Regions from separate parts of the Mus musculus genome. Here region 2 is linked to region 1. The links are chromatin loops, found by intact Hi-C in ENCODE. Cell type or tissue: heart. All regions are shown on one strand.

Evidence for each region. Peaks named below come from ENCODE experiments on the same cell type or tissue, not always from the same donor. Only the 100,000 strongest peaks of a DNase experiment are listed, where the experiment ranks them.
Region 2: it touches region 1 in a loop (1.8-fold over the local background); 1 of 42 quality-filtered maps calls a loop at or near these places.

What each region holds. Positions count from the first base shown.
Region 1 is chr6:108,305,469-108,307,968 of GRCm38, forward strand. The region is part of intron 4 of Itpr1 (inositol 1,4,5-trisphosphate receptor 1); the gene reads left to right. Among named protein-coding and RNA genes, the nearest start is that of Itpr1, 94 kb to the left of the region's middle. In heart, no CTCF peak of the experiment used is centred here; DNase peaks (open chromatin) are centred at 1,023 and 1,663; H3K4me3 peaks cover 1,392 bases; H3K27ac peaks cover 2,193 bases.
Region 2 is chr6:108,184,208-108,186,707 of GRCm38, forward strand. It overlaps Sumf1 (sulfatase modifying factor 1), which reads right to left and starts at 1,376. Exons shown (of 9, transcript NM_145937.3): 1 at 1,086-1,376. The coding sequence starts at 1,349. In heart, no CTCF peak of the experiment used is centred here; a DNase peak (open chromatin) is centred at 1,364; H3K4me3 peaks cover 1,343 bases; H3K27ac peaks cover 1,074 bases.

The DNA of each region.
Region 1 (2,500 bases):
CTTGAGCATCTTCCTACACTGCTGAGGTTGGCAAGATTCTTTCCAGACTCCCGAAACATAACTAATGCCGGAGAATGAGTGAGAGAGGGCATTGCACAGAAAGGAAGTGGATAGGCCGGACTCTGGTCCTGGAAGGCAGACACTGTTAACTAGGTGACAGACTGTTTTCTGAGCACTTAACCCTTTACAAACCTCTCTTCCCGACTGATGGTTTGTTAATGGTTTGTTACAGTTTCCAGTGAGCCGCTTTGCTTTTAGAAATCTACATGGCTCAAGGAGAGGAAAAGCAGGGCTAGGTTTTTCTGGAAAAATCTATGGAATGTGCTCTCTTCCCATCTGTCTGGGTGCTTCTGTCTTCTCTTGTCATATGCCCACACTCTGGCTTGGTGACATTTCTAAAAACCCACAGGAGACAGTGGCAGAATCTAAGCTTGAACCCTGTATTAGAGAGTTTTGTTTTCCTCCCCCACAGCCAACCTTTATTATAACAATAGCAATCATCCCCTCTGCTATTTATTGTAAATTTTCTCAGCATATAAAGGACTCTTGGCATAAGGGAGGAGGAAAATATAGTTTAAAGAACCGAGTTGTTTCTTCTATAAGGAGAGTTCCTAAAACATGAACTTTGGACTTAGTTTGGAAGAAAAAAGAAAAAAACAGTGAAATAAACACTTAGATGAAATCAGCCTTGTAAATGTTTTTATTTGAAAGATGGAAATTGATTGTGTAGGTTCATATGTAACACCGAGGTCCTATAGAAGCTGTAGACTATGAGTCTGTACTTGGGGATTTGAAAAAAAGCAGTTACTTTTGAATTCTAGTGCCAGACTCTGCCCGTTTGCACAGTTTCACAGGGTCTGTGCACAGCAGCGCACAGTGTCTGAAGGTTCCCAGGCCAAGCCTGTTCCCCGGCTGGAAACAGCGCACCCCGGCTTCTCCTTTGGCTCCCTCCGTGTTTTCGCTTTTGTAGCTCTTAGCATTTTCTCTTCCTGTCCACAATCCAGACAGTCCAGGCTCGAGTTGGGGTGTGTGTCCCTGTCCCTTATCCGGCTGCTCCGAGGAAGAGCCTCCCTGGCCTTTTGCTTTCATTTGCCTTATATGGTCAGCTGTGGAGTTCGTTATTCCTGGAAAGGGCCTTTTCACTGTTTCAAGCACTATTGCCCTCCACCATCTCCTGAGGAGAACTAGAGCTTGCTGGAAGCTTGGGGTTCCTGGTTCTAATGGGGATCCTAATGGATTCTCACTGGTTCCAGGGCAGGTGATGTTTGGACCTCAGGCTAATGAGATGTTTAACAATAGGTGTATAGTTAAGAATAAACTTCCTTTTGAAACCAGGGACTCCAGAGTGTTCCGGTGTTTTGTTTGTTTGGTTTCTGTTGTTGTTTGTTTGTTTGGTTTCTGTTGTTTGTTTGTTTGTTTTTCCTTTCTTCCGAGCCCCAAGTGGGCTGGTCCTTCTCATTTCCCAGGATCCTGCTGCCTAGATTGCCTTTCCCCTCGTTATTCTCTCTGGCTCTGCTTCTTGGAGGGCTTTATCTACCACAGGATAGATGACATTGATTTCAGTCAGATCCATGTCCTCAGTTATCTTCTGAAGTACGGCTTCCGGTGTCATAAAGAAACAGTCATCTTAGTGGTTCCCACTCAGGCGGCTGCCCCTCCCCTTCCTGCTCCTCTTCCTGGTGGGATCTAGCCTCCCGACCTGGGCAAGCCGAGCAGCAGCACTTTAAAAATAATTAGACTGAACACAAGAGTGACAAGAAGGTGTGGTTTATCTTTCAGGCCATGGTTAGTTTGTGCTTTAGCCTAAAAAGGAAGTTTGTAGTGTGTTGAATGCAAGTTAGATGTTTCTGGATGAAAGGTGGAGCTGAAGATGAGGGTGGAGTTAATGGAGTAGTCCTTGCTCCTGGCTCAGACAGGAACATTTCTCTAAAAAACTTTTATTTATTTTTAAAAAGGGAAGTTGAATTTGGTAATGGTTTGAGGCGGCTGCCTAGCTACCCTGAGACCGGTTTTTCCCTCCCATCTTTCATGGCCTGCCTCTCCATGGTGGTGAGGATTGGGCAAGCTTTGAAGTCACTTTCGTTTTCTAGAACTTGTTGGTGAAGCCTACCCCCCACACCCCCTACCCCCGGTCACCCCTCTTTTTTTAAAGCATGCCTACATTTCTCTCTTCCAGCTCTGCCTGTCCAAAATGACTTCCCTCTTTTCCCAAATCCCCAGCAGTTCACTGTCTGGCAAAGGAGTGACATCTGGCAGCTTGCTAGGGTAGAGGGAGAGAGATGTAGAAGGGAAGACTGCACGTGTTCAATACCACAATTACCCTGAGCTCCATGCTGTCAGGATGTATTACCCACCCACCCAAGCCAGGGGGGGGGCACACTGGAGTGACCCACCTGCACGATTGTGTGTGCGTGCCTGTGTGCCTGCTTGCCTGCGTGCCTGCTTGCCTGCTCTGGCAGGTGTTTGGGCAGATGAATTCTCCATTCACTCCTATCTGGTT
Region 2 (2,500 bases), 120 kb before region 1:
TCTTTGAAAAGTGCCCGATAACCTTCACCCCCAAAATAGCCTCTCAATAGTGTAGCTACCAATAAATAAATAAACAAACAAACATCACTCAAGAGATATTACAGAATGTCTAAAATAGGTTAGGCACTGGGATGGGAGGAGGGGGGCAAATCCATAGAGAATAAATCAGATCTAAAACTCTTTCCATCATCAAGTAGGTAACAGAAAAACAACACTGCACTGCAGTAAGCAAAATAGACAAGTGGCCACTGGGCAACTGCCCTCCAAAAAATGCTGTGGGGATTTATAGACAAGCATCTTTAGTTGTCGCACTGCTACCTACCACTGAGTCAATCTATGGAAATATTGAAAGGGAGGGAAGACCCACAGGAGATGTTACCCCTCACCAACTCCTGAACTTAAGTGCCAATTAACATAGAGGAAAGAAAAGAGACCTGGGAAACAAGGATAGACTGGATAGGAGTACAAAAGAAAAGTGTTATTCAGAGGGCCTGGGGTGAATTCCCTAAAGCTAGCAAGTAGAATGAAGGTCCATTTCTATATTCACTGTTTTCATCCGTACATACTAACATCTAACACACCTATGCACTACACAAAGACATAAATAAAAGCAATAAAGTACACTCGGCTCCATACTTCTTTGCAGTCGGAGTGCTAAGCACTACAGAATAAATACAAGTCTGCGAGCACAGTGAGTTTAAGGCAGTGTTGGAGACTCAGGCTCCACAGGTACTAAAACTAGAACTTAAACCCGAATCCATCAGACTTTTCCTGGAGCTCTGCAGCAGGAGGGCGGAGTGGAGGAAGGGGGAAGTGGGCAAGAAGAGGTAAGAAAGAATGGACAGCACTCTTCAAGCTAAGCTCTCTTAAGTTTTAGTGATAAACACAGCCACAAACCCCTGCCCATCTCCCAGTGGGGGGGGGGGGGGCAGGGGGGAGGACATCTGTCAAATGAGATCTGTAGCTGAGAGACTTGGGATGTGGTTCGACCCTTTCCAGGAGTTCCGAATCCCCCCTCTTCTGGCCCAGCGAGGCCTCATGCCGTAGCCAACGACACCCACACGCCCCAGGAATGGAAGGCGCACCTTGGTGAGCGCGAGCGGTCGCGGGCCTGAGGTCAGGCCCGGGGCGTTCGCCTCCCGGGAGTAGCGCTGCGCCGCCGCCGAGCTGCCATGGGCCCCGGCCCTCTGGGGCGTTCCGCAGCCGCACGAGCCCGCAAGGGACGCCGCACCTTCCCTGGCCTCGGCCTCATCGCTTCCCGCCACCTCGCACGCCAACACCAGCAGCAAGAAGACTCGCGCCAGTCTGATGCAGCAGCGGAGAGCCGGCTCTCGCGCGGGCGCAGCCATGTTGTTCCCGGAGTCATGTGACCCATGGAGATCACGTGACCTGTGGTGCTTAAAGCAGCGGCTTTGGCTGACATAGGTAATAAATAATAGCCTGAGACTGCTTCCAGGTAGTTAGCCAGAGTTTGCCTGCTAATGTTAAAAGCATGCAAACCACAACAAAGCTCTATGATATTCAAGGCCTTCCGCAGACAATGTGCCCCTCTCTAGTTTCGTGGTTGAAAGCTAGTTGAATTTATTCAGCATTTGCTGAGCACCACTACCTTACTACATAAACACTCATTTTTTTTTTTAAGTACTTAGTTCTCGTGATGCTGCTACATTGTGTTGACAGGACAATTAAGTGGTCTGCTCAAATCACGTATCAAACATGTCAAAACCAAAATCTAACTCCAAGGTATCTAACCAGAAACCCTGAATTTTGAGCTCTATAAGCAATTCAGAAATTGGACTTAGGAAAGTGAGCATAGTGAAAAAGACCAGTGAGTAGAGTTAGGTAAATCTAGACTATGAGATTGTATAAAATAACACTTCGCAAAGTTTGGACTGATAGGTTATTTCTCCACTGGTAAAATAGACCAATAAATGCCAAATTAGAATATATTGAAGATAGGTTTATTGGGAAGCTGCTCTTGAGTGAGTTCACTGGCCCCCAAGGACCAAGGCCAGAAACATCACCAAGGTGGGGGGTGGGGAGAAAGAGAGAAAGGGCACACAGGGCAGAGAGAGAAAGTGAAAGAAAATTAAAATTCAAGGTCCATGACTCATGCGGCTTGCTAGTTAGGAGGGCTTTTTGGGCCTAAGACAAAGAACAAAGGCTGTAAAGTCATCCCAGGAACCAACTAGCCATAAAGATAGGGAAGACATACAAGAATGTCCGGACTGGCCTGGCGCCTCCCTATCTCCAACCCCCACCTATGTTCTTTCAAGAGGAGGAAGAGGAGGAGGAGGAGGTGAAAGGGGAGAGGAAGGGGAGAGAGGGAGAGAGAGAGGGGTAGAGAGAGAGAGAGAGGAACAAATGTCTGGATTATATAGGGAAGAGCAGGCAGCCAGGGGCCTACTTGGGGACAGGGTATGCCCAGTAGGAACCTAAGTATGCTGGATTAACCTGGAGGCCAGGTCTGCTTTGATTGTAAAATATGCACCTCAGTCCC